7 separate regions of the Homo sapiens genome follow, and regions 2, 3, 4, 5, 6 and 7 are each linked to region 1. A link is a loop called in an ENCODE intact Hi-C map of the cell type or tissue named here. Cell type or tissue: K562. All regions are shown on one strand. Region 1 has its middle 35 kb from the start of LL22NC03-63E9.3. Region 2 has its middle 37 kb from the start of VPREB1. Region 3 has its middle 69 kb from the start of IGLL5. Region 4 holds the start of LOC105372948 (a long non-coding RNA gene). Region 5 has its middle 23 kb from the start of LL22NC03-102D1.18. Region 6 has its middle 110 kb from the start of VPREB1. Region 7 has its middle 37 kb from the start of LL22NC03-102D1.18.

The links. Peaks named below come from ENCODE experiments on the same cell type or tissue, not always from the same donor. Only the 100,000 strongest peaks of a DNase experiment are listed, where the experiment ranks them.
Region 2: it touches region 1 in a loop (3-fold over the local background); 4 of 110 quality-filtered maps call a loop at or near these places.
Region 3: it touches region 1 in a loop (4-fold over the local background); 23 of 110 quality-filtered maps call a loop at or near these places.
Region 4: a loop joins it to region 1, with 3.0 times the contacts of the local background. A loop is called at or near these places in 14 of 110 quality-filtered maps.
Region 5: a loop joins it to region 1, with 3 times the contacts of the local background. A loop is called at or near these places in 33 of 110 quality-filtered maps.
Region 6: it touches region 1 in a loop (2.4-fold over the local background); 2 of 110 quality-filtered maps call a loop at or near these places.
Region 7: it touches region 1 in a loop (5-fold over the local background); 7 of 110 quality-filtered maps call a loop at or near these places.

The regions. Positions count from the first base shown.
Region 1 is chr22:22,592,372-22,596,371 of GRCh38, reverse strand. It overlaps IGL and IGLV3-32. Among named protein-coding and RNA genes, the nearest start is that of LL22NC03-63E9.3, 35 kb to the right of the region's middle. RefSeq lists an enhancer at 1,110-1,609. In K562, no CTCF peak of the experiment used is centred here; a DNase peak (open chromatin) is centred at 2,151; H3K27me3 peaks cover 2,172 bases.
Region 2 is chr22:22,205,613-22,209,612 of GRCh38, reverse strand. It overlaps IGL. Among named protein-coding and RNA genes, the nearest start is that of VPREB1, 37 kb to the left of the region's middle. In K562, CTCF peaks have their summits at 646, 1,618 (motif pointing left) and 3,172; DNase peaks (open chromatin) are centred at 712, 1,632, 3,202 and 3,601; H3K27me3 peaks cover 1,771 bases.
Region 3 is chr22:22,954,392-22,958,391 of GRCh38, reverse strand. No RefSeq gene overlaps it. Among named protein-coding and RNA genes, the nearest start is that of IGLL5, 69 kb to the right of the region's middle. RefSeq lists an enhancer at 3,531-3,680. In K562, no CTCF peak of the experiment used is centred here; DNase peaks (open chromatin) are centred at 1,101, 2,301, 2,771, 3,501 and 2 weaker places; H3K27me3 peaks cover 621 bases.
Region 4 is chr22:22,882,147-22,886,146 of GRCh38, reverse strand. It overlaps LOC105372948 (a long non-coding RNA gene), which reads left to right and starts at 1,548. Exons shown (of 4, transcript XR_938047.2): 1 at 1,548-2,208. It also overlaps IGL. In K562, no CTCF peak of the experiment used is centred here; DNase peaks (open chromatin) are centred at 1,313, 2,016, 2,902 and 3,690; H3K27me3 peaks cover 533 bases.
Region 5 is chr22:22,686,205-22,690,204 of GRCh38, reverse strand. It overlaps IGL and IGLV3-25. Among named protein-coding and RNA genes, the nearest start is that of LL22NC03-102D1.18, 23 kb to the left of the region's middle. In K562, no CTCF peak of the experiment used is centred here; a DNase peak (open chromatin) is centred at 2,354; H3K27me3 peaks cover 348 bases.
Region 6 is chr22:22,355,113-22,359,112 of GRCh38, reverse strand. It overlaps IGL and IGLV1-47. Among named protein-coding and RNA genes, the nearest start is that of VPREB1, 110 kb to the right of the region's middle. RefSeq lists a silencer at 1,453-1,552. In K562, a CTCF peak has its summit at 1,647 (motif pointing left); DNase peaks (open chromatin) are centred at 1,652 and 2,371; H3K27me3 peaks cover 687 bases.
Region 7 is chr22:22,746,300-22,750,299 of GRCh38, reverse strand. It overlaps IGL and IGLV3-16. Among named protein-coding and RNA genes, the nearest start is that of LL22NC03-102D1.18, 37 kb to the right of the region's middle. RefSeq lists an enhancer at 3,618-4,000. In K562, no CTCF peak of the experiment used is centred here; DNase peaks (open chromatin) are centred at 469, 769, 1,799 and 2,015.

The sequences.
Region 1 (4,000 bases):
ACATCCGGCTAACTTTTTTGTATTTTTAGTACAGACGGGGTTTCATCATGTTGGCCAGCCTGGTCTCAAACTCCTGACCTCAGGTGATCCACCTGCCTCGACCTCCCAAAGTGCTTGGATTACAGGCGTGAGCCACCTCGTCTCTCTGGCTACTTTTAAGGCTACATTTCTTCACCACATTTCTTCATCATCATTTTAGCATAAAATTGCTAAAATGTTTTTTAGCAATTTGATGATGATGAGTGTTGTTGTTTTCTTTATGTGGGGTGTGAGTGTGTGTGTGTGTGCGTGCACACACGCTCTGGAGTGTTCTCTCAAGTGTCTTTGGATGGTTCTTTTCTCTTCCAGAGGTTGTTTCCTCCCACATATGTGCTCATCGGTGCTCACGAACATTTGCAGACTCCAGAGTCCTCTCTCTGTGCAACTCTCTCCTCTTTGTTACTCTTCCCTTTGGACTGTTTTGGTTTGTTTTTAAATCTTTTAATTCCCCAGACTCCTACTCTGAGAGGGGGAATTCCATGCAGTGAGGTTTAGGGATATATTCTCAGGAAAGAAGTATGGGAGGCATGAGTGGGAATGTGTTACAATTGAGTGCTCAGCTGCAACACACTTCAAGGCCATCCTAAATTAAGGCCTGACTTTGGGATTGAGGCATCAAGCAGTCATTGCACCTGAGCCACGCTCTGACATGGGCAAACTTTTGGGGGAGGCCATTCTTTGCAATCAATGGCATTTTCCGGTGGGGAGCAGCTGTGAGAAGCCAGGGCCTCCCGGCAGCTTTGGGTGTATGGCGGATGGGTGAGCCCTGAAAGGGGAATCTTGATGGACACCACACTGCCCATTGTGGTGGCCCTCCCTGTTCAGAATATGAGGATGTCATGGAGCTGGGGCTTGAGGGTCTCAGTTAAACCTGAGAAGTTCAGAATGATCTGGGGCATTTGGGCCACAGAAAAGCAGCACTGCCTTAGGTCCAGTCACCATACAGAAGGAAATCCAGGGACCATTACCACTCAATGGCTGTCTCCCTCTGACTATCCTTACACTCAGGTCATCTTAAGCCAAGACACAGCCACTCTGGACAATACCAGGACAGTCTGGTCCTGCCAGCCCCAAGTCCTCTCCTGACCTAACCCACTCTCTTCAGAGTCTCCCTGGAGGGCTTGGAGGTCAGGGCACCCTGGGGTCTCAGATCCAGGAAAACTGAGCCAGACCTGCCCATGGCTGTGTCCACAGTCCTGCTGGGGCCGGAGGAAGTGAGTGACACAGACAGAAAAAGGGTTTGTGTCTCACTTTTCCATCTGCCTGTGTCACTGTGAGTTGAGTAGCATGGTTGTCTATCAACTGATAGTAATAATCAGCCTCATCCTCAGCCTGGGCCCCAGTGATGGTCAGGGTGGTTGTGTTGCCTGATTTGGAGCCAGAGAATCGCTCAGGGATCCTTGAGGGCCGGTCACTGCTATCATAGATGACCAGCACGGGGGCCTGGCCTGGCTTCTGCTGGTACCAGTGTTCATAAGAGCCTTCCATGCTGTCTCCCTGGCAGGTGATCCTGGCCATTTGTCCCAAGGCCACAGACACTGCAGGCACCTGAGTTGGCCCAGAGGAAATAACGGAGCCCACAAGAGAGGACAGGAGAGGTGAGTCTGAGGATGAGGGCCTCATTCCCAGAACCCCACACCCTGCATCACTCCCTATGTTGAGTTGAAGGTCAGGGCCAGGCTGATCTTGATCCCACTGGGGGCTGAGCCCTGGGAGGCAGCACCTGTGCAGAGAGTGAGGACGAGCAGGGGAGGGGTCCAGGCCATAATGGAAATGCCCCAGAGCTCTGCCTCTGAGTCCACAGCTGGGAAGGGACCTTCAGGCCTTTCTTATCATAGAAAGGGGAGTCTCTTCATGCAACTCTACTTCCTTTATTCTTAATTCTTTGTTAGTTGGTTCCCTGTTAAGCAGCGGATGTAAATCTGCTCTCCATTCTTTAAAATGTATGTCGAAGTTCTTGTCTGACCCTATGTCTGAGGACATTCTCTGCGTAATTTTTCAAGAGTAGAAGAGTCAGGTGGGTTTCAGGATTCCACTCAATAGAAGGGGCCAGAAAGGAAATGACTCAAGTACTACCAGGGACTTGGAGCCATTAGTGTCCCAAACCAGGGGTCACAGTGCCCCCTGGTGCCCACAGGACAAATGTCATCCTGTATGTATCAATAGATCATACAGCAGAATGGCTACCTTCGATTTTTGCGGGGCGGGGGTTAGTTTTTGTGTGTGTGTGCGTTTGTGTGTGTGTGTGGTGGAGTCTCACTCTATCGTCCAGGCTGGAGTGCAATGGCACGATCTGGGCTGCAGAATGACAACCTTTTTTTTTTCCTTTTTGTGATGGAGTCTCACTCTATCATCTAGGCTGGAGTGCAATGGCACCATCTGGGCTCACCGCAACCTCCGCCTCTCAGGCTCAAGCTATTCCCCTGCCTCAGCCTCCTGAATAGCTGAGATTACAGAAGGGCACCACCATGCCTAGCTATTTTTTTTTTTTTTTTGTATTTTTAGTAGAGATGGAGTTTCACCATGTTGGCCTGGCTGGTCTGGAACTCCTGGACTCCAGTGATCCCCCACCTCGGCCTCCCAAAGTATTGGGATTACAGGCATAAGCCACCATGCCTGGCCTACTTTTGAGCCCTTAATATATGCCAGATGCATTGGTGAGTGTTTTACAAGCATAACTTCAAGAAAACTTGCATCATATGGAGTAGGAAGATGAGGAGCCCTATGCTCAGGGCCCAGATTTTATTAGGGAATCAATATTGGGAGGTGAAGTTTTTTCCCCAAGTTCCCCAGACAGTAGTGAGTGGAGTCCCAGTTCCATCCAGGAAACGAACCTCAGAGCATGACCTTCCAGCCCCTCCCTGCCCTGCCTCCTGCACCCTGCTCCATCTGTTCCCCCTACCCAAGGTCTTTGGGGTCCCTCTTGTTTTCATTTGCCAGTGCTGCCATCACAAGATACCAAAGAACTAGTGGCCTCAACAGCAAAACTTATTTTCTCAGTGCTGAAGCTGGAAAGTCCAGGGTGAAAGTGTTGGTAGGACTGATTTTCCCTGAGGCCTCTCTCCTTGGCTTGCAGGTCGTTACCTCCTTGCTGTGACCTCACATGGTCTTTCCTCCGCCTGCTCATCTCTGGTGTCTGATTTCTGTGTGTGCAAATTTTCTCTTCTAAGGAGAACACCAGTCAGACTGGATAAGAACCCACCCTCATGACCTCATTTTCACTTAATCACCTCCATAAAGACCCTGTCTCCAAATTTAGTCACACACTGTGATTAAGGCTTCATTGCATGAATCTTGAGGGACACAATTTAGCCAATAAGCCTCCACCCTGTGGACTCCAAAGCTTATTTCTTTCTCACTTGTAAAACACATTCACCCCATCCCAGTAGCCCAAATCATTAACTAACTCAGCACAAACTCTGAGACCCAAATACCTCCAAATAAAGTGTGGATGAGACTCCGGGTGTGATTCTTCCTGAGGCATTAAAAAATAACAGCTTTAGGAAAATTTTCCTCCTCTTTCCTGTCATCTGGGTGTTCAAAAAAGTCAAAGCTCCCACTTTATTTGCTAAGATTGAAAGAGGCTTTGCTCCTGTTTCCTTCTTTCTCCCTTCCTGAGACTGAGGGGCAGTCACAGCTGCTGGCTGGCGAGCACTTATGGAAAACGCAAATGGGTCAGTTGAAAAGATTGGCAGTTGGGCCAAGGTCCCCACAGAGAAGGGATCCCATACCACTTGCTGCTGCGTGCACGTCCAAGAGTCTCCTTTCCCCAAAGAGACTTTGGGCCTGATAGATTTAACTTTGAGTCTCTGGCTGATTTCCTCTTAAACAAACCTCAGTTCTTTCTCAAAAACTTTCAAGTAATGGAAATTGTCCATTTCAAGTCCATATTGCCCTCTCTGTTGGCTGGGCATGGTGGCACACACCTGTTGTCCCAGCAACTCAGGAGGCTGAGGTAGGA
Region 2 (4,000 bases), 390 kb after region 1:
CCTGGTTTTCATGAGATCATAAGAATGTGTGTGATTGTTTCTTGATTTCTTATCCAAAACAAAAATTTAATTCTACAATTTTGTGAGATAAAAATTTCATTTAGAAAAGTATATATTATATATTTCTTCACCCAACATATTCGCTCAAACAGAAATGCACTGGTGAAAATACTGTGATTTTTTTTTTTTTTTTTTTTTTTTTGAGACAGTCTCGCTCTTTCGCCCAGGCCGGACTGCAATGGTGCTATCTAGGCTCACTGCAAGCTCCGCCTCCTGGGTTCACACCATTCTCCTGCCTCAGCCTCCTGAGTAGCTGGGATTGCAGGCGCCTGCCACCGCACCCAGCTAATTTTTTGTATTTTTAGTAGAGATGGGATTTCACTGTGTTAGCCAAGATGGTCTCGATCTCCTGACCTCCTGATCCGCCCACCTCCCAAAGTGCTGGTATTACAGGCGTGAGCCACCACGCCCGGCCATGATATTTCTTTATTAATTTCTGGGGAAATGGTCGGTCTTTTTTGAGGGATGCCCTTTTTCATCCTTGTAAGACCATGCTGATGCATGCTGCCCATGGGAAGCCAAAGGGTCAATGAATCCCCTGGCATTGTGTCCAGTCACTCCATTTCCTTCTCCCGTAGCTTTTCAGGGAAGCAGCCCTGAGAACTCAGAGGATCTTTCTCTGATTGAAGCATCTGACCTCTGGTTGATATCTCTAAACATGCTGTTTTTTCAAAAATCATGTTCACTGTCTTCCAATGACTGTGCAAATGTCTCAACCCACATCCTCCCAGATGCTCAAGATAATCCTTCATTGATATAAAATGGACTCTAATTGCTAATATTCTGAGAAAGTTTTGCTTCTATGTTCATTAATGAGATTGTCTTGTATTATTCAAATCTGTTTCTGTTTCTGTTGAGTTTAGTTTTACTCTTTCGCTGGAACATCAAAATAAGTATGTGTGTTTGTGTGTGTGTGTGTGTGTGTGTGTGTGTGTTTATAATTTTATACAAAGGTCCAGACTGTATAAATGGCAGTTAGCACTCTCTAACCCAGCCCTCTACAAGGAGGTTTAGAAATAATGGATAGAACGAGATAACAAGCTCCTCATGCCCAGACGATAGGACTGAAAGGCAGTGGTAATGTGCACCCAGAAACCTTGACCTCATCCCTAAAAGAACTCCTGATCTAAAGACTGAGGATTTTGAAGTGGACTGAGATTCTGGCCATGCTGGAGAAGCTCCAGGGTTCTTCTTGCTGAGTCTAAGTTGTTAGGATGGGAACTTCCCCAATTCCAAGTGTTTCTCATTCTGTGCCCAGGAAACATTGTAGTTCAAGTTCCTTTGAGCAAATTTGTTCCTGCTGTGTGATTTGTCTCTGCTTGAAGGGCAGGCTTGGACAAGGACTCCATGAGGGCGGAGGATAAAATAGGAAGCATTGGAGTGTGAGTCTAGTGCTCAGTGGCTCCTGAGGTGCAGGAAGTGGCTCCTGCTCGGTGGTGCAGGTGCAGGAAGTCATACTTCAGTGAGGACACTGCTTGCTCAAGTGTATGAGAACCAGTATTTTCCTATGTGGCCTGGCCCAGAGCCCTTCCCTCTCAGGAACAGTCCAACAGCACCCCCTGCTGGCTCCGATCCCAAGTCGGGTGGCCCCTCAGACACAGACCCAGCTCTTCTGGAAGGACATCCTGACCATTGCAAATGGATCTTTCAACTCATGACCTAAGGGAGTAGAATGAGTGGGTCCTCTCTGCAGTGTTTACAGCTGAGACATTATTTCTTTCACGTTAGTTATGGTCTGCAAAGAGCTAATCACAGAATGTGTTTCAGGATGCACAGTGATGATTTACCAGATATCAGCATCACCAGGCGTGTGAGTGTGTTTCTCCCAGGGGCCTGTGGTCATCACCAGTCTGTGGTCATCTTGAACCCAATCTAAGGCTTAATGTTCTGCTGAGCCTCCAGGTGGTTCATACCTGGGGATAATTCTACATGGGCTTCTTTTAGAGGTTGACTTATTTTGTTATTGTCGTTATTGTCGTGAGGGTCGCCTGTGAGATTCCTTCAGCTCCTACTGCACAAGCCTTGGCATTATAGCCCATAAGAATGATGCTGTCAGAAAAAAAGTGTCTCTTGCTCTGTTTCGCCTCTGACTTCTTTTGCTATTTAATATTATCCTGGTAATACCTCTTTTCTTTTGACCATGTTATATATTTAAGGTATTTTAGTCTAATTTTATAATTTTCGTCAATATGTGGATGGATATAAAAAGACAATTCTCAAAAGTGGAACCCCTCCTTTCTTTTTGGATGTTCTCCCCATACTACTGGCCTGAGGAACCCTCACGTCCCATTTCCCCACCATCACTGGGCCCTGATTCATTTTATTCGTTAAGAAGATCCCTGGATTTAATGGGGATTGGATTCACAAAGCCTAGGTCTCAGAGAACTTCTATTCATCCAACATCTTTCCAACCAAAGAACCAGAGACAAGCACTAGAAATGTGGAGTCAACCTGGAGGCTTGAGGCCTTCATGGCTCTGAGAGCTGGGTCCTTACTGCGGAGGGGCTGCCCTGCACCTGGGAACAGAGCAGCTCTTCCAGAGGCAATCTCAAAAGAAAGAGAAACCTAACTTCTCTGTGGGTTCAGAGCCCAAAGGGTGATCAGCAAAGCCAGGGCCAGATGTAGGGACATGTGAAGCCCATGAGGGCCATACCTGCCAAACTTCTGCTGCTCTTCTCATCCCAGCAGACAACAACGAGGGCTATCTTTGTTACTGTGGACATAGTGATTATGTTTTCATTGGGAGACCAGTAAGAAAAGGTGTCTTTTCATTGAATCCGTAAAGATAAACAGAAAATACCATTAAGCCCTCTGGTTTTAGGAGCACGTGTGATAGCATCAGCAAAAACCTGAGCTGGTCTTGGTAGTATTCACTCAAGCAGGCAGAAAAAGGGCAAAGATGGATCTGACAGAAGAGTTGGAAGGCCAATTTCTATCTAATTTTCTCATATGACAGTGACTGTTGGTGGTGACTGAGGCTGCTGTGCTGCCCCTGAATAAATGTCACCATCATCCTCATGCACTGACTGGAACCCAGAGAAAGTCAGGGAGGCTGAACTGCCGACTGGAAGAAGGGACCTGACCTGTGATTGCCCAGCATTAAACTTTTCCACCAGCAGGTGTCCAGAGCATTTCCTGGCTGAACCTGATAGCAGGATCCCTTACCCTCCATGCCACTGGTGGTTCCTGTGACTTCATCGAGATTCAACCTGAGGGTGGCTGGATCACCACAGGCTAAGCCCTGACTTCTAGCTGGAGACATAGAGAATCCTGGAAACTGAAGATGTCCAGAATAATGTGTACCCAGAGAGAAGAGAGGGGTGTGTGTGTGCGTGTGTGTGTGTGTGTGTGTGTGTGTGTGTGTGTGAAAGAGAGAGAGAGAGAGAGAGAACATGTGTCTTCCAGGACCCATTCCTGCCTAGGCAGAGCCTAAAGTGAGTGGCAGCCTGCCTCACGGCCAAAATGTGATCTTGAAATAGCAATTATTAAAAATGCTCAGGCAGCATCCTTTCAATAAGTACCTAAGCCTAAACTGGGGAGTACTGCATTGACACATTCATAGGCTGATCAGTGAAGGGAGAAACCACCTAAATGAGGATATTAACGTGGCATTTCTATGTCTTTCCTCATTGAATTAAACGCAAGTACAGGTTCTATGATCACTGAGCTGAGAATCTTTTCAAAGGAGAATATTCTTTCCAGTAGATTTAATATTATCACAAAATTAAAACAAACCAATTTCATTATTCTCACATTCTAAGACTCTGGTATATTTAAACGTTAAATTAAGAGCATGTTTTGAAAACCTCTCAATAGGGGCAGGAACACCTATATTTAAGACTCCTCTACCTTTACTTTAAAGAAACACATCACTTTCCATTTGGAGGGGAATGTCAGAATTCTATCAGCCACATAGATCTTTTTATAAAGTATGATTTTA
Region 3 (4,000 bases), 360 kb before region 1:
ATTGGGGTTTTGAGGACCAGCATTCACGTCCATCCTGTATGAGGCCATCCTTGAAGTCAGAAGTTTTCCACTCTGAACCATCATTAGAGGAGTCATCGCTATGGTGACATGATGGTTTTCTCTCTTTCCATGAACTTGGAGATGGGGAATTATTTGAAAAGATAGAGAGCTGAGTGTCCAACCTCACTCTGGTCATATGACGTCTCTAGGGGAGCAAAGGCTAAAGGAAATTGGTTTCCTCCTTGCTGTGCAATGCACTAGCTTTTGGACACATGGCTGTCCTGTCACTTTTTACTGGAGCTAGGCCCGAGGCATTTGCAGGAGTGTAATTTATTTGGCCCCAAGCTGTGACACGTTCTGGGTCCACCGGAAATTCTTGATTTCTTTTATACTCTGCTGGGCGGGCTTCTCTAGGGTACTTATTCTAGGAATAAATCTCACGAATCTTTGTGGGCTTTGAAGTCCACATTGCTCCTTGGAGAGGAGAGAGCATCTGCATCCATTCTTTGCTCACCCACCACCCCCGAAGTGGCCATTCCAAAGAAAGCTGCCTGTGTTCTCACTGGCTGATATCTATCCCCATTTTAACCTGATTTAGATGGGGCTGACCAGCATTTATGGTTTGGTCACAACGCTTGCCTTCTGCAGTTCCCTGTGGCAGCTGACTGTTTGCATTCTGCAAGATGAATGCCTGAAGGCTTCATTTGACTTCATTTGATTGAAGGTCTATCATAGTAGCAGTTCGGAGATGACCTTCATTTCCATGCCATCTTTTGATGCTGAGATATTGTGTCAACCAGGGTAGACTCAGGAGGCAAACCACACCAGTAATTTGAACAGGGATTTTTTCAGAGTTGTTAAACTATAAAGAGTGGTGAGCTCATGAAAAGGATAAAGCAGGACTGTACAACGTTCATGAGTAGCAGATTCAGAAAGCAGCTACCGACTCACGCGGAGTGAGTGAAGGAACTAAGAGCTTGAGAATGGGACCCCAGGCAAGGCTGAGATTCAGACTTTTCCAGGAGAGCATGGTTTTGCTGTGAGCTGTAGCCTGCCAGAGGCCAAGACGCTTGCCAGAGAGTGTGAGCAGAAGCTGGTCCATGGAAGGGCCTATCATTGCCCAGGGGTATGTGGGTGGGCTGGTGCAGGTCTGGAGGATCAGCCCCAGGGTGGAAAGGTGATTGCCTGAGGATGCAGTAGGAGCTTGTCTGTAGAAGCAGCAGCCAGGGACTTTATATTTGCACAGATAATCTTTTCACACATTGCCCTTTTAGGGATATGGAAAGTAGAGTCCTGGGCTAAACAGATGCCTTCTTTAACAGTTCACTATGGAAGCTGGATGTGGTGGCTCATGCCTGTAATCCCAGCACTTTGGGAGGCCAAGGTGGGAGGATTCCTTGAGGCCAGGAGTTCGAGACCAGCTTAGGCAAATAATGAGATTCCCCATCTCTACAAAAAATACAAAAATTAGCTAAGTGTGGTGGTGTGTGCATGTAGTCCCGGCTACTCAGGAGGCTGAGGCAGGAGGATCACTTGAGCCCAGGAGTCTGAGATTGCAGGGAGCTATGGATGCACTGCTGCTCTCTAGCCTGGGTGATACAGGGAGACCCTGTCTCAAGAAAAGGAATACACTATGGAAAAGGAGGTGAACGTTCGGTGGTCAGCAGCCTGTTGCTGCCATAGGGGGTTTTAGTGGCCAAAGGCTAAGTGTAATGGCTTTGCTATTGCAGGGGCCACCCTCACTTCCCCGCCTATCCTACCATAGGCTGAGATATTTAGGCCACTGAGATTCTGCACACAAGTCTTACACACAGAATCAGAAGGAAATTGACCAAAGAAAGGCCCTGAGATGGTTGTCCAAATTCCAGGAGGAAGCGCTCATGGTGAACCAGTGCTCTGGTCACACTAGCTGAGTAACTCTTGTTCTAGGAGTGCTGTGGTGACTGCTTTGGGTTGAGGGACGCTTCTGATAATTCTCAACCAGGGGTAAGGCAAGGGGTCTGCAGGCAGGCAGTGGGAATGACTGCTGTACGAGGTCACTGCTTATTCCAACACCAGGAGCCATGCCACTCTACCCCAGCTGCCACAGGAAGGGAGACCTGCAGGCTGCCCATGTAGGAACTCCCCAGGCATTGAGTTTTTGCTGGAGTTGATGGGTCCCAGGGTTGGTTGAGGAAGAGGACAGGAACCTTTCGTGGGGGTGCTGGTGGGAGAAGAGGGGTGTTTCTTGTTTTCCCATACTCTAGGCCCTTCTCTACATGGTCTGGGATTTGCTTGACTTTGCCACCAGATGTCGCTGTCTACTTGTACAGAAGCACGGGGAGGCGACTACAGCCTGCCCAGAACTGAGAATTAAGAAACAGGGTTGCAAAAAGCCCAGTGGTGTCCCGCAACTGGCTTGCACCAGCTCAGGAGAGCTGATGATTTAAGAGCATCTCTTCCCAACTCTGTGTTCAGTGGGGCACCTTGGTAGCTTGAAATCAGCCATGGTGGGATTATTTATACCATGGAAATGGGCAAATGCTACAAATTAGGACTCCCACCGCCCTTGCTACTCTGTTAGTTGTTAAACTTTTCCCAGCACACCAGTGGGCACAGTGACCATTTAATGACAAGGATTGGGAAACTAAGGCTCAGGCAGTTTATTGAATTAGTCACATAACTGGAAAAGAACTCTGTGTGTGAAGCGCTGTGTTAGAGAAAACAAGAGTGAACAAGTCCTTTTCGTCTGCCCAGTCACAGGAGGGAGACTCAATATCTAACTGCAGTGGAGGACTGCCCTGGTGTCTGGCCCACGCATGCTGCCTGCCTGGGTTAGTTGAGAGCTGTAAAGGAGGGTTGTAGTAAGAGCTGCGTGGTGCAAATGGAAAAGTCTGCTGATATCAAGTGTGGTAAAGAGTTAGAGAAACAGAACCCACACATTGCTAGTAGGGTGTAAATTCATCAGCCACATTAGAGGGCAGTAAAACTGAAAATGTGCATTCCTCCTGATCCAGCAGTCCTGCCTCTGGGTATTATCTGGAAGATCTTATTTGCTAATTCCTGCATTACTTGTGGTAGCAAAAAGCTGGAAACAGCCTAAATGCTGTTTAGTCGATATATATATATATATATAAATGTATCACTATATATGTGGTGGTACATATCTATAAAGAGCCTAAATGTGTAATATATAGATGTGCCACACTATCTATTTATAGTGTGTAGAAAGTATATATAGTATATATGTATATATAGTATATATATGTAGCGATACATATACATATATACACACACATATATATATGGCCTAAAAGCCTAATATATAAATGTACACTATATATATATATATATATATATATATATATATATATATATATATATATATGGCTTCTGTGCGGAATAAAAAGAAAGGACAGCAGGGAAACAGGAAAGCACCTTCTCGCCGCGGTGGCCTCGCAGCTTCCCCCAGGTGCTCTCTTTTGGCAAAGCCTAACATTGCAGCGGCGGGCAAAGGAGGGCGCTGTTTACCAGCCGGCTTCCTAGAGCTTGCGAGAAAGGGGCAATTTGCAGCTAGAACATTCCGCTGATAACTGGCAGAGTTCACCCGCTTTCCTACTTAGCTTCCGTATTTATCTTTCTACACACATTTGAACTTCTGAGGAACCAAAAAACAACTCTGTTTCCGTCTAATAAGAAGCAGTTATCCTTTATATGAACGAAATTCTCACCCTCTCCTCCAAGCGAGATGCAGGCTCCCAAGAGCCACTGCATCCACAGCTAACTATATTAGTTTATCTTCATCTTTAGTCACAATTTCACTGAATACTCTGCTAACAACTCATAATAAGAAAAGATAAATGGTTAATAACTCCAAATACATACATATACCACACATGACAAGCAAAGTAAAAAAATGTGCTTTTTTACTTGGTCATGAATAGAATTACCAGATAAAATATAGGATGTCCAAACAGTGAATGCATTTTTAAGCATAAATATGTCCCCAATATTGCATAGG
Region 4 (4,000 bases), 290 kb before region 1:
AGTGGTCTACTATGGATCTCTGCATTTCTGCATGTCTCTCGGGCAAAGGCACTGATTGTGGATTATCTTTTCAAGAGTGTTTGTGGAGTGAACAACCTCGGAAGGTACAGAGAATGCCTCTCTTTGGAGCAAAACACAGATATATGCTTACTGTCAAGTATGAAATATTTGGGATCCCTGAGCTCTGGCATGCAGATGTCACCTGGCCCTCTTTGCATCACCTTGTGGAACTGGTGCAAGACAATGCTGATACCTTGGCAACTGCTATTGCTGTGAAAAACAGATTATTCGTTGTCTCTGACCCAGGAGTCTTGTATCTTCTGCCAGCATCCATGGCACTGTGGCAGGCTTACTTTTTAGTCTGCAAATAGGATGAAGTCTCAGACTCTTAACAGTTCTTGAAGGTGATGATAATGAGGAGGAGGAGGAAGAAAGAGATGAAGTTGAGGATGGTGATCATGACTTAATGGTTCGACTCATCGAATCGGTTTTCAAAGATCTCCAGGCTGGATCTTTATACACATTGCTTGGGTAACTTTTGAGGACCAGGTGCTGGGGGCTGGATTATACAAATAATCACCACACATCCCTGTCCTTCAAAATAGGCAAGGCACTGAGCAGTAACAGGGTGTAGGTGCCCTAACAGACATCATTCAGGGCACAAGGGAGGGCCCTGGGAAACCCCTGGTCCAGCACAGCTTCTCCACTGGGGAGCTTGGCCTATTCCTGCCTCTGATCTTGGGCTCCTTGGATATTCGGGGCTGGGGCAGGGTCTGCCCTGGGAGTCTAGGCTGAAGCTGCTCCCTTCCAGCCCCTCTGTGGGTATGACACTCACCCACTGCTCAGGACCCAGAAGCTGTGGTTCCTTTCAGGGACAGTCCCAGGTCTTGGGGATAAAAAGGGGCTGTCCCTAAATGTAGCATCCCCAGCTGCTGCCCCTACCCCCACCCTTGCACCTGCCATGGCCTCTGGATAGACATCGTCACCGCAGACCACATCCTTCCATGGTGGCTGCAGTCGGAAATCCGAGTCTGTCTGGGGACCCTGGAGGACTGGACTAGGCCTCCCCAGCAGGTGCAGCTGCAGCTCTGGCCACCCAGGCCTATCCCCTGCCCTGAGATGTGCAAGGGCTGGATCCAGGCCTGGGCAGAAGCAGCCAAGTCCAGCTGTCCTGTTTGGCAGACCCCCTGCTGAGGGTCTGTGGTGCCTCTGCAGAGCTCTCTGGGTCCCGCCCTGGCCCTTCTCTCCCAAAGCAGAGGGATGTACCCCATCCAGTTGCTTCTGCCCTGCTCCATGTCTGAGGGTATCCCCCACCTTGGCCTTCTGCTGGTCAGTCCCCTGCCCAGTCTCCATCCCCCAGGTCCCAGAAACTCCACCTGCAGGCACTGCAGACTCCTCTCCCCCAGGTCCAGGGGTCCCCAGCTCCCCACTCCCCACCATCCCTAAATTCAAGCTGGCTGGTCTTTCTTGTCTCATCTTGAGCTTCTCACTCTTGGGATCTGGGGGAGTCTGAGGCACAGGATGACAAAGTATTGGCTGGGGATATGACAAAGGTTCTGGATCTCTGAGTCCCCAGAGTTAGAAGCTGGCTCTGCAGCTCCTGATCCCCCTCTGAGGAGTCCTCAGGAACCCCAAAGACCCCAGCTCCTCTGGTGATCCTGGGTTGCAGCCTCCACCCCAGCTCTCCTCCAGGAAATGGAAGAGATCCCTGCTCCCTTTGTAGATGTCACAGAGTGGACTTGCCAACCTGGCAGGGAGGTCTTCTAGCTACTTCTACCAGTGTGGAAACACAGTCTCAGAGAGGGAGAGTTTCTTGCCCAAGGCACACAGCGACTTGGTGTAAAGACTGTGTCTTGGGACTTACTAATAGCAATCAAAGACCTGGAGGACCAGCCTTTTTGGACATGAGGTGGAGCCAGCCTGGAACTGGAGGGTGGAGTTTTGGGAGGTTTCTGTTCTTTAACCTCCACCAGCTGCCTGGAGTGCAGCTGTAAGGGGAGAATCCAGTAGGGGGCAGAAGAGACCAGCAGTAGAGGAAGCCTGAGGAGGAACTGGCTGGAGCTCTTCAGAAGAGAAAGGCCAAGACCCAGGGGAGGGCTCTGGTGGCCGGGCAGAAGGCGGTGCAGGGGCCTGACTCTGGTTTTGCATCCCTGTGGGTACTCACTCACCTGTGGGACTGTGGGTAGGACCAAGAACAAAACCACTGAGGTGAGTGAGTCAGATCCTGAAATTTTGTTCATTGTGGGTTTGTTGGGCATTAATTTTGATTTTTGAAAATATTGCATTAAGTATTATTTATCTGGGTCACTAGGTTTTTGGATGCTCCTTTAATTTTTGCATTCGAGGTGAGTGATGGCTGTCACTTGGAACTCCAGGAAACCAGTCTCTGGAGACATGCACATAGAGGCTATATATCTGACATACAATCGTAGAGCCGAGTCTCGGCTTGAGAATATAATACCTCTAGCAGTGAAGGAGCCAACTGTCCCACTCAACACTGTGTCCCCAGTCACCTGGCTTGGCACCTGGCACATATTGGGTCCTCCATGAATATTTCTTGACCAAATGAATAAATGGACCAGGATTCAACACCAGGCCTCTTTGACCAGAACCTCTTCCGTCTACACCCAGGGACCTCCAGCTTGGGAAGACCCTCAGGGTTGGACTCACTCACACCTCAGAGGACCACCAGCTCTTCCCTCTGCCACCTCCTAGGGAAGGGGCTACAGAGCATCAACTCACTGTGACATCACCTACCCAATACAGGCCCCGAGGCCTGAAATCTAGGTGACACTTAGAACCTCCTCTGTCTAGGACTCTCTCCCCTGCCTGGTACGAGGAGTACTCCAGGCACACCAACCACTGGTGTCTGGAGAGGCGAATCTCTGTTTTTGTTGTCCCTGAAGTCGTTTTTCACAACTGGAAACATCTTCTGTCTGGACCGAGCAATAAGACCGCTGAAGCCACTCTGACCCCCGCTTAAGGGGTCCCTAGGAACCTTGAAGACCCCAGCTCCTCTGATGATCCTGGGTTGCAGCCTCCACCCCAGCTCTCCTCCAGGAAATAGGAGAGGTTCCTGCTCCCTCTGTAGATGTCATGGACTGGCCCACCTGACAGGGGGTCTTCCCACTACTGAGGAGGAAACAGAGGCAGAGAGAGAGAGGGAGAGGGAGGGGGAGGGGGAGGGGGGGAGAGAGAGAGAGAGAGAGAGAGAGAGAAAGGGAGAGAGAGGGTGAGAGAGGGTGTTCCAGGGCCCTTACCGCAGCCCTGGAAAATGCCTGTCGCTGCTTCCAGTGGGCAGACTAGGAAGCTGAGGCCCAGGGAGTTTAGAAGCAACCCTAGTGGGAGTGAATGGGCCAGGGGAACTAGGATTCCAGACTCCCAGCCTGGATGTTGGAGTTGGCCAAGGAGATGCAGCCAAGTGGGCTTGAAGGCCAGCTTGAAGGCCATATGCCCAACAGCCTAGGTCACTGTGGGCTGGTTTCCCACCCGTCATCTCTGAGGGTGATTGGGATCTCTACAAATATGAGACACAGGGACTGGCCTGGTTCTGTAGGGAAGGTTCTGCAGCTGGTGGGACGGAAGCTTCTGCCCAAGTCTCTGGGCCTGGGCTGCTCTGCAGAGGCTGGGCATGGAGCAGGGGGAGGAGCCAGGGTGAGCACAGGGAGGGCCTTGGGGCAGGGAGGAGACAGGAGATGAGGAAGCAATGATGGTTCTGGGGAGTGGAGGGGAAGCCCCAGTAGAGGGAGGAGGAGCCTGGAGATGCTGCTGGGAAGGACTGGACCAGACTTCCATCCCTCTAACCTCTGCCCAGCCCAAGCAGCAGGTAGCCCTGGGAGGCCAGTTCCCCATGACTGCCCCCCAACACCGCTTGGGGGACCCTCATGTGGTCATTTCCATCACAAGAGGAATGACCCCTGTGGGACTGGGCCAGCTGAGCCCGCATCTCTCATCTCTGCTTATGGATTTGTTTGTGTCTAGGGATTTAATAAACTCCTTT
Region 5 (4,000 bases), 94 kb before region 1:
GGCCCTGAGAGGATGGAGAAGCTGCTCAGAATCACCAGCCCTGCAGGGGCCAGGTTAAGACCAGAGAGGACGCCTGACCCTGAGGCCTGACCTTCAGCTGCTCACAGGGCAGCTGAGAATGAGAGCCAGGCCGAGATGGGACAGTTCTGTGGCTAGTCCCTGTCTCTCTGTGTTACTATGAGTCCCTGCCAGCTGCTCCCACTGTTATTATCTGCAGTTCAGCAATAGTCAGTCTCTTCCCGGGCTTGGGCTCCATTAATGGTCATGGTGGCCATGTTCCCTGAGTTGAAGCCTAAGAATTGGGCAGATGTCCCTGAGGGTCAGTTGCTGTTATACTAGATGACCAGCACCATGGACTGGCCTGGATTCTGCTGGTTCCTTAATGCATGTTTATCTCAAGGTTATCTCCAGAGTATGTGCTCATGATTGTCAGTCCCAGGGCCACCAACACTGAGACCAGCTGTCTCTGCACATAGGAGGCACAGGGCTGACAGAAGAGGAGAGGAGAGGAGAGGAGAGGAGAGGAGAGGAGAGGAGAGGAGAGGAGAGGAGAGGAGAGGAGGGCGTGAGGATGAAGGGTCCATTCCCAGAAGGTCCCAACCCGGAGCTGAACTTAGGGTTTGGGTAGGCCAATTACAGTGTCATATATTGAGTGGTTTAATGGAAGGTCTTTCACTCTTCGTAAAGTGTCTTTTAAAATATTTTCACATTACTGTCCTATAAAATTTTCACAATTGAAATAATTAATCTTTCATCTTCTCAATATAAAAATAAATTTCTCTCAGTGGAGGTGAAACCTGTTTTGGGTAGCAAGATGTGGTTGAGGGGATCCCAGGGTAGGTGGGGGCCAAGTAGTGGCATTTTATTGCCAAAGACACTGTGGCTTGGTTACCATAATGCATAGCTGAGCATGCAAGGATTCAGAATAATCAGACAAGATCATGTGCGTGGTCTAAGTGGTCCTGGGGTCCCAGCCTCCCTCTACTTATTTTTTTGAATGAGCAGAAAGCTCCATTTGAGAAAGACTGTGAAGGCTCCTGGGCCTCAGCAGAGGCTCTGTGTGATTGTGGCCACACAGCTCACCATGTGACCCAAGTTGCCAGTATGCTAGGTTTGGTCTGAACCACAGTCCCGGTTGGCCATTTCCAGCAGCTCCTCAATCACATGGCAGGGATGTATTTGTGACTTGAGGGACTAGGTCACGAGGCCCAAGTAAGTTTCATGAAGAGTTGGCCAAATAGACATGACCGGAGCCCTGCACCATGTCTTCCTCTCAACCTACAGCCTTGACGTCCTGAGGGGCTCCCTGAGATCAGCTGCCTAGGAGGAGGCACTTAGGCTGGGGTTACAGAGTTTTCTGCAGGACATGCAGCCACTACTGGTGTGGACAGTGCTAGTACTCCACCTGGCCTCTGAGAATCCCTGAACAGCAGTGTTGGAGGAACATTCTCATTAAAGTAGAATTTTAAGCAGTGCAATTGGCTCATGTCACCTGCCAAGAGATGGGCAGAGGTTCCTAATTCACAGGTTGTGACTCAGGGTCTTGAAAGATGCTCAAGGATGTTCAGGGACTTGAGAGAGACACAATGAGAATATTGATCACAAATACGTCAGGGGGAGAGATGTGTGAATAGACCTCCTCCGGTGGGCAGAAAGTAAGAGAATTTTTTCCATATGTCAATACTCACCAAGTCTTCTGTGAAAATGAAGTGATTTTGCTAATCAGGTGAGTAGGGTGACTTGTTCTGTGGACATCAGGCAGCCTCCCTCAACCACTCTTGTCAATGCCCAGTGGGCTCCATAAAAAAAAGCGCCCATGGTGGCAGGGATGGAGGCTGTCCATGGGCTCATCAATGTCGATTTCCACTAACTGGAGCTGGCCTGGCTGTAGCCACTGCTGAGTGACCATCTGCCAACAGCAGAGACTAACACAGAGATCCCTATAGGATGACTTTCTCTGTGGAAAACAGCCAGGGGCCTGCTTAATATTAATTTCGTTTGCACTCTTCCATCATGGCAGGAATAGCTCTTTTTTCTTACTAGAATTGACATTTATTCTACAGAGGATTTGCTTTCATTGACAGCAATGCTTCTGCCAAAACTGTTGTCTCTGGATTACAGAATGACGCACCCATCATGATGGTATTCCACAGGAGGTTCTGACCAAGGAATTCATTTCACTGCAAATAAAGGGCTATGGGCCTTTTCTTCTGGCAATCAAGATTCTTACTCTTGTCCCAAACATTCTGAGACATATGGCTTATATGAATGGTTTAATGACTGCTTGGAGACACCATTACTGCACCAGGCAAGTGGCAAGTATGTGTAGGGCTGGACAATGTCTTCCAGGATAGGGCATGTTCTGTGCATCAGTGCCCAATAGATGGTGCTGTTTCTCCCACAGTCAGGATCCATGAGTCCAGAATCAAGGAGTAAATTGTAGTGGCTCCACTCAAAAATGTCTTCAGTGGTCCATTAGCAAAAATTTAACATTCTCTCCTCCTGATCTCAGGCTCTGTGGGTCTGGAGGTCTTAGATGCACTAGAGGAATGCTTTCCCAGAGGATACAACAATGACTGCATTCAACTGAGACCTGAGAGTTCCCCATGTCCCTTTGGACATGCCTGCATGGATGTCTCCCTGTGTCTGTCTTTCCAGTCAGACCCTCCATCGACAACTCAAACCCCAGGCAAAGAAACACAGGACAGCCTGGCCTGCCAGGCACAAATCCACTCCAGACTGACTACTCTGCAGTGCCTGCCTGGAGGGCTGGAGGGAAGGGCAGCCTGGGGGTTCAGATTTGGGTGAATTTGGCCAAGCCTACTCATGGCTTTGTCCACAGTCCTCCTGGGGCAGGAGGAAGAGGATGAAATAGAGGGGGAGGGGTTTATGTCTCACTTCCCTGTCTGCTTGTGTCACTGTGGGATAAGTACCACTGCTGTCTGCTGATTGACAGTAATAGTCAGCCTCGTCTTCTGCCTGGACTCCACTGATGGTCAACGTGACTGTTGTCCCTGAGCTGGAGCCAGAGAATCGCTCAGGGATCCCTGAGGGCCTCTCACTGTCTTTATATATCACCAGCACAGGGGCCTGGCCTGGCTTCTGCTGGTACCAATAAGCATATTGCTTTGGCAATGCATCTCCAGAGCAGGTGATCCTGGCCGTCTGTCCTGGGGACACTGACACCGAGGGTGGCTGTGTCAGCTCATAGGAGGCCTCAGAGCCTGCAAGGAAGAACAAGAGAGGGGGCTTGAAGACAAAGGACCCATTCCCAGGAGTCGCACCCAGAGGCTGTGTCTGGGCTTTGCTCGGGATTCAGGGCAGGCTCAACTTGGGATCTGTGGGGAATAAGACTGGAGCAGGGCCTGGAGCAGGGCCTGGGGACAGCACCTGTGCAGAGAGTGAGGAGGGGGAGAAGTAGAGGGATCCAGGCCATGGTGAGACACCCAGAGTTCTGCCTCCTGGACCCACAGCACAGCTAGGCTCCCCAGGCCTCTCTTATTCTCTCTCAGGCTTTTTAGGGTAGTCAGTGTTTGGTGTTTATGCAAATTTACTTCCTCTGGGACTCCTCCTGGAGAGATGTCACCCAAACCAGCTGTGGGGGCAGCACAGGCGACAAGAGGAAGAAGAAGAAGCAGGATCTCTGGTTAGAAAATCAGCTGCAGCCTTGAAGCCCTGTGATCGCAGTCACCTTCTTGGGAATTGACTTCATGACCACTGTCCCAAACCTCGTTGACCTGGGGTCTGTCCTGGGCCAGGCTCAGCAGAGCTGTGGACCTTCCAGGAGTTTGGCCATGGGGCTGAGCTGGGCCCTGCCGAGAGATCATGCTGACACCTGACTCAGCAGCAGGTGGCCCAGGGACCCATGATCTTCCTCCCCCTGGTCCCTCAGACTCAGTCCCCTCTTGTTCATTTCATCTAAATGCTGTGCTGTGTCATTGGGACACTTGCTGATTATTCAGTGGGAATAGTTGGGTCATTTAAGCAACCACACACCCCT
Region 6 (4,000 bases), 240 kb after region 1:
AACAAAATCAGGAATAATCAACCTAAAGGCCCTCAAAGGTAGTAATGAGCCCTCTATGGGATGGGTGCAATTCAGCGAGAACAGGAAGAATCCCAAAAGGAGTTTGCAGTGTGAAAAAAGCCAGAACAAATGGGAAGATAATGTCTGATAACACTGATACATTCCAAAAAATGGAAAGCAAACAATAGTGACAGAGACAGATCTGTGGCTGCACAGGATAGCACTGGGGAAGGGAGGGAGGGAGATGACAAGGGGTCATGAGGGGTTGCTGGGGTTGGTCACAGGTTGCATAGCTGCGTGTTGGTGGTGATGTATTCAAGGATCAAAAAATGTCAACATTTGTCTAATTTCCTATTATAAATCTGGGTGGTTTATTAAATATGCATTATTCCTACATGAAAGGAGTTTTATTAAAAAAAGAATTGGCTGGAGAGAAAGGAAGCACAGGGATTCACACTGAGGAGCAGGGGGAGGAAGACACCACTCTGGAAACTCCTGGAAATGGGAAAAGGAGGATGACAGAGACACAGGTTTCCCATCAGAGGTGGGTCTGTGACGACACAGCTGTACCTGCCACCTCAGTCCAGGACTTCAGTGCAGAGACCCTGTGTCCCAAGTTGCAGGAAGCAGGATGTTCTGTTTCCTGGACAGCCTGTTCATGACTCTGAGGATGAAGGGGAGGAGGAGCCTCCACTCTCAGGCAGGGCCCTGGATGCCCTTGGACCCATGGGGGAAGCTACAGCAGCAGAAGCCACAGGCCGGGCCTGAGCAGCAGCTGCCGGGGCTCACCCTCCTGACAGAGGAGGAAGGGGGTTCTTGTCTCAGTTCCCCCTGGGCCTGGAGCACTGTGGGACCACTCAGGCTGTCATCCCATGCTGCACAGTAATAATCAGCCTCATCCTCGGACCGGAGCCCACTGATGGCCAGGGAGGCTGAGGTGCCAGACTTGGAGCCAGAGAATCGGTCAGGGACCCCTGAGGGCCGCTGATTATTACTATAGATGAGGAGTTTGGGGGCCGTTCCTGGGAGCTGCTGGTACCAGTATACATAATTACTTCCGATGTTGGAGCTGCTTCCAGAACAAGAGATGGTGACCCTCTGCCCGGGGGTCCCAGACGCTGAGGGTGGCTGAGTCAGCACAGACTGGGCCCAGGACCCTGGAAGTGAGAGAGACACAGACATGGTGATTGACAAGAGACGAAAGGAGACAAGAGGAGAAAGCAGGGCCCCATGGGCTTCCCAGGGCCCCTCTCTTGGTCCCCATCCTGTCACCTGCACAGTGAGTGAGGAGGGTGAGGAGGAGAGGGAAGCCGGCCATGCTGGAGATTGTCCTGAATCCTGTCTTCTCTACCACAGCTGAAGCTGAGCTTCCCCCAGATCTCTCCCTCTCTTCATACTCTGAGAGGGGGAGAGTCCATCCATGCAAATCAGATCCCCCCGGTTTTTGACCCCACCCTGAGCCCTGGGTCAGGCTCCTGGGCTTGAGTATGTCAGGGTGTGGCAGGGGTGGAGCTTTGTGGTCCCAGGGGGTGGGGAGGACACAGGACACAGCTGCCAGCCCTGAGCAGAGGACATCAGGCAGGGCAGGTGCCTGGTTCTGCTCTGATTACCCCAAGTCTTCTCAGAAATGGTCCCCAAGCGCCCCCTAGTGTCCAGACTAAGGCAAACCGTTCTATGATCAGGTGACCAGAGCCTCTGAGATTCACCGCTGCCTCCGCCCCGCCCTGTTTTCTGGCCACTGCCCCCGCTCCCAAGTCCCGGCCCAGTAAGGTGGCACCTGTGTCTCCCTCCTGTGACCTCAGGGCAGTCTTCACGCTCTACTGGACTCCTCAGGAGTGAATCTGTCTATGGCTCTTTGGCTGTACATTGTAGAGGACTCAGGTGATGTCTACACAAAGTCCTTTTATTTCAGGATCAAGCCCAGAGCGGGGACCGGCCCCATGGACTCACTTCCCCACCAGTGTTGGACACCGGGTCCTCTCCTCTCATGTGACTCCTCCCTGGTGGCCAGGGCTCCACTTCCTCTGTGGATCCTGCTGCGCTGAGGAGAAAGGGAGCTCTTCCCTCTGGGATGCCCTGGGGAGGAATTCCCAGAGGGTTTTTCTGGTAAATCTTTGTTCTCCCTCTACTTCCCCAGATTTGCAGTCATAGTCATCCGGATACTGTGACCAGGGATCTTGCCTAGGAGTCTGTCCTCCAAGCACTGAATGCCAGTCTGTGGGGGATCCTGGCAAATGTCTTTGGAGTGTTTCACTTATGAGCAAAAAGAGCAAAGATGTTCAGTCTTTGAACATGGGAAGAATTAAAATTTTAACTTGGTTTGACGACCAGAGTCTGTCCTCAGGTGAGCCTGATATGTGATAGCTCTTAGCATCGAGCACCCCAACTAGGATTTCCAGGGAAAAATTATGGTTCAAATTCAGTAGTGAGTCTTGTGGGGGTGGCTTGAAGATGATGAAAATTATTCATCTTTGGTCTGTAATGACATCTAGAATCTAATAAACTAAAAACAATAATCTTAAGAAAAAAGATAATTCTGTTAATCAAAATGAAAAATGAAATAGATTGTGTTTATGATTGCATGAGTTCTGGCATGATACACCCTGGACTCTTAACAAATATTTGTTTGGGGAATTTTACGTGGATGGAGGGAAACAGCTGGATGGTTATGTTGATATTTATACTTGTGAATGTATCATCAGGCAGTTGCAATACAATGAGATTTTTTATTTATTTGTTTGTTTATTTATTTATTTATTTTGAGCCGGAGTCTTGGTCTGTTGCCCAGGCTGGAGTGCAGTGGCACCATCTCGGCTAAATGCAACCTCCATCTCCCAGGTTCAAGCAATTCTCCTGCCTCAGCCTTCCAAGTAGCTGGAATTACCAGCACGAGCCACCATGCCCGGCTAATTTTTGTATTTTTTTAGTAGAGACTGGGTTTCACCATGTTGGCCAGGCTGGTCTCCAACTCCTGACCTTGTGATCAGCCCACCTCGGACTCCCAAAGTGCTGGGATTACAGGCGTGAGCCACCGCGCCTGGCCACAATGAGATTTTAAATGCTCCATTTAAACAACAAAATAGTGAGATTTATTGCAGGCATTTAAATAAAACCAGTCCGTATATGTAACTGAAATAAAATGGATGCTGTGTTTTGGGATTGCATTTCAAGGGTGTCATTATTTTAAATGTTCCTTTTAGTGTAAGCCATGCTCCTTTACATAATTTTCATAGTTTTTATAAAAAGTTTATTGTGTTTATATAACACATCAGGCATATTGTTTTATTTATTTCCAAGTAGAAATAAACTATTAGAGCTGGGCTTCACTTCCTGTTTCTTCTCATTGCTTTTTCTTTGATGATGCATAGATGTTCACAGTGAATTTTGTTTTCCTTTCCTCCCACCTTAATGAACAGGGGGTCACCGAGGCTGAGCAGTGTCTCACATACAGGAGAAGGCTGCCCACGGCCTCCTCCCTGCCCACGGATGCGCTTCCTGGTGGATGCCCCATCAGCTCTTAGGCTGAGGGCAGAGAGAGGAGCAGATCCACGGCTAAGGAACCTGGACACCCAGAGGATCTGGAAGGAAGGGGCAACAGTTGCGACAGTGAGCCCTGGACAGAAGACACTGACTGTGGATTTTTTATGTGATTCTCCTCAGGAACCCTCACAGACAAACCAAACCCCAGTCTCTACGTGTCTTCAGGGTGCCGGTCCTTCCAGGTCCTCTTTTTGTCACTGCCCTAGGCCCCGGGCATCCTTCTCCTATGAGTCACAATGGACAGTCTCCTCTTCAGGGTGCACCCTCCTTACCACATCTGACCCCACACCCATCTCCTCATTCCTCCATAAACCATCCCCTGCTCACTTCCATTAGCATTTTTACATCATTCTAGGATCACAGCCTCCCAAGGATGTCTCTGCAGGATATCCATGTTGCAGAGAGCTCAGACCTTTGACAGGACCACTGTGCCTGGGCCACCTAAGGCTGAGCATTTCTC
Region 7 (4,000 bases), 150 kb before region 1:
GAGGAGGGCTTGAGGATGAAAGGCCCCTTTACAGAAGGTCCCAACCCAGAGCTGAAGTCAGGGTTTGGGAGGCCAATTACAGTGTCATATATTGAGTGGTTTAATGGAGGGTCTTTCACCCTTTGTAAAATGTCTTTTAAAATATTTTCACATTCCTGCCTTATAAATTTTTCACAATTGAAAGAATGTTTCCTCTCTCAATATAAAAATACATTTTTCTCAGTGTTGCTGAAACCTTAACTGGGTAGCAAGATGTGGTTGAGGGGATCCCAGGGTAGGTGGGGACCAAGGATTGGCATTTTATGGCCAATGACACTGTGGTTTGGTTGCCATAATGCATAACTGAGCCAACAAGGAATCAAAATAATCAGACAAGATCGTGGGTGTGGTTTAGGTGGTCCTAGTGTCCCAGACTGGAAGCACGTGAGCAGCCCCCCCCCCTACTTATTTTGTTTTGAATGAGCAGAAAACACCATTTGAGAAAGACTGCGAGGGCTCCTGAGCCTTGGCAGAGGCTCTGTGTGATTGTGGCCACAGAGCTCACCACGAGACTCAAGTTGCTGATATGCTGGATTTCGTCTGAAACACAGTCCCGGGTGGCCATTTTAGGCAGCTCCCCAATCACACGGCAGGGATGTATTTGTGACTTGAGGGATTAGGTTACGAGGGCCAAGTAAGTTGCGTGAAGAGTTGGCCAAACAGACATGACCCAAGCCCTGCACCATGCCTTCCTCTCACCCTACAGCCTTGGCCTCCAGAGTGGCTCCCTGAGATCAGCTGCCTAGTAGGAGGCAATTAGGCTGGGGTTACAGATGTTTCTGCAGGACATGCATCCACCACTGGTGTGAACGGTGCTAGTACTCCACCTGGCCTCTGAGAATCCCTGAACAGCAGTGGTGGAAGAACATTCTCCTTAAAGCAGAATTTTAAGCAGTGTAATTGGCTCATGTCACCTGCAAAGAGATGGGCAGAGGTTCCTAATTCATGGGCTGTGACTCAGGGTCCTGGAATATGGTCAAGGATGTTCAGGAACTTGGGAGAGATACAACAGGAATACTGATCACAAATATGTCAGGGGGAGAGATGTGTGAGTAGACCTCCTCCAGTGGGCAAAAAGCATGAGAATTTTTTTCCATATATAAATACTCACTAAGTCTTCTGTGAAAATGAAGTGATTTTGCTAATCAGGTGAGTAGGGTGACCTGTTCTATGGACACCAGGCAGCCTCCGTCAACCACTCCTGTCATTGTCCAACAGACTCCAAAAAAATGTGGCCATGGTGGCAGGGATAGAGGCTGATAATGGGCTCATCAATGTGAATTTCCACTAACTGGAGCTGGCCTGGCTGAAGCCACTGCTGGGTGACAATCTGTCAACAGCAGAGACCAACACAGGCATCCCTATAGGATGACCTTCTCTGTGGAAAACAGCCAGGGGCCTGCTTGATATTAATTTCATTAGAGCTCTTCCATCATGGGAGAGACAGCTCTTTTTCCTTACTAGCATTGGCATGTACAGAGGATTTGCTTTCATTGACAGCAATGCTTCTGCCAAAACTGTTATCTCTGGATTACAGAATGATGCACCCATCACGATGGTATTCCACAGGAGGTTCTGACCAAGGAACTCGTTTCACCGCAAATAAAGGGCTATGGGCCTTTTCTCCTGGCATTCAAGATTCTTACTCTTGTCCCCAACATTCTGAGACATGTGGCTTATATGAATGGTTTAATGACTGCATGGAGACTCCATTACTGCACCAGGCAAGTGGCAAGTATGTGTAGGGTTGGGCAATGTCTTCCAGGATGGGGCATGTGCTGTGCATCAGTGCCCAATAGATGGTGCTGTTTCTCCCACAGTCAGGATCCACGAGTCCAGAATCAAGGAGTAAATTGTAGTGGCTCCACTCAAAAATGCCTTTAGTGATCCATCAGCAAAAATTTGACATTCTCTCATCCCGACCTCAGGCTCTGTGGGTCTAGAGGTCTTAGGTGCACTGGAGGAATGCTTTCCCAGAGGATACAACAATGACTGCACTGAACTGAGACCTGAGAGTTCCCCACATCCCTCTGGACATGCCTGCATGGATGTCTCCCTGTGTCTGTCTTTCCAGTCAGACCCTCCATCAACAACTCAAACCCCAGGCAAAGAAACACAGGACTGCCAGGCCTGCCAGGCACAAATCCACTGCAGACTGACTCCTTTGCAGCGCCTGCCTGGAGGGCTGGAGGGAAGGGCAGCCTGGGGGTTCAAATTTGGGTGAATTTGGCCAAGCCTGCTCATGGCTTTGTCCACAGTCCTCCTGGGGCAGAAGGAAGGGGATGAAATAGAGGGGGAGGGGTTTATGTTTCACTTCCCTGTCTCCTTGTGTCACTGTGGGATAAGTACCACTGCTGTCTGCTGATAGACAGTAATAGTCAGCCTCGTCTTCTGCCTGGACTCCACTGATGGTCAATGTGACTATTGTCCCTGAGCTGGAGCCAGAGAATCGCTCAGGGATCCCTGAGGGCCTCTCGCTGTCTTTATATATCACCAGCACAGGGAACTGGCCTGGCTTCTGCTGGTACCAATAAGCATATTTTTTTGGCAATGCTTCTCCAGAGCAGGTGATCCTGGCCATCTGTCCTAGGGACACTGACACCGAGGGTGGCTGTGTCAGCTCATAGGAGGCCTCAGAGCCTGCAAGGAAGAACAAGAGAGGGGGCTTGAAGACAAAGGACCCATTTCCAGGAGTCCCACCCAGAGGCTGTGTCTGGGCTTTGCTCAGGATTCAGGTCAGGCTCAACTTGGAATCTGTGGGGACTGAGCCTGGGGAAGGGCCTGGGGTCAGCACCTGTGCAGAGAGTGAGGAGGGGGAGCAGGAGAGGGATCCAGGCCATGGTGAGATTCCCAGAGCTGTGCCTCCTGGACCCACAGAACAGTTGGGCTCCGCAGGCCTCTCTTATTCCCTCTCAGGCTTTCGGGGGCAGTCAGTGTTAAGCGTTTATGCAAATTTACATCCTCTGTGGCTCTTCCTGGAGAGATGTCTCTCAAACCAGCTGTGAGGGCAGCACAGGCAACAGGAGGAACAAGCAGGGTCTCTGGTTAGAAAATCAGCTGCAGCCTTCAAGCCCTGTGATCATAGACCTTTGTGGGAATTAACCTCATGACCACTGTCCCAAACCTCGCTGACCTGGGGTCTGTCCTGGGCCAGGCTCAGCAGAGCTGTGGACCTTCCAGGAGGTTGGCCATGGGGCTGAGCTGGGCTCTGTGGAGAGATCATGATGACACCTGACTCAGCAGCAGGTGGCCCAGGGACCCATGATCTTCCTCCTCCTGGTCCCTCAGACTCAGTCCCCTCTTGTTCATTTCATCTAAATGCTGTGCTGTGTCATTAGGACACTTGCTGATTATTCAGTGGGAATATTTGGGTCATTTAAGCAACCACACACCCCTGTGGAGTCAACATGGCATCTGGTCTCATTTCAGTCGTGGTGCTGCTCCTGCTACATCACCCCTCATTGCCACAAGAGATTAGCAATCAGCACCGTCAACTTGTCTGTTATTTATTCATGTTTTTCTCATCAATATTTTATGTAAACTTGCAAAAAGCAGCAGAAAACCACACTGGACTGAGAATCTAACGTTAGGTCCATGGTCTCTGTAAGGGTCCCAGGGTCATGGTCTCTGCACAGCATGTGAGCTCCAGAGATTGGGTGGTCCCTGGTTACTCCAGCCAGGCCCCTGCTCAGTGTCCTGTCACTGAGCGTGGACAGCACCATGGTCAGAGCTGTGGCCTGAGGCAGGTGAGAAGCCCTGTCCCTCTGAAGAGTGTCTCCTGAAGGAGGCTGGGGATGCCCATCCAGGGCCAGGGTCCCAAATGCCCCACCACACCCACCCGAGACTCCCCTGAGTACAGGAGCTGCCCCCTGAGTCAGAGTCCGCCTGGAGCTGGAAGGAAAGGCAGAGGGAGGAGGGGTCGGGTGTATCTGGAAGTGCCCAGGACAGAGGGCTCAGCTCC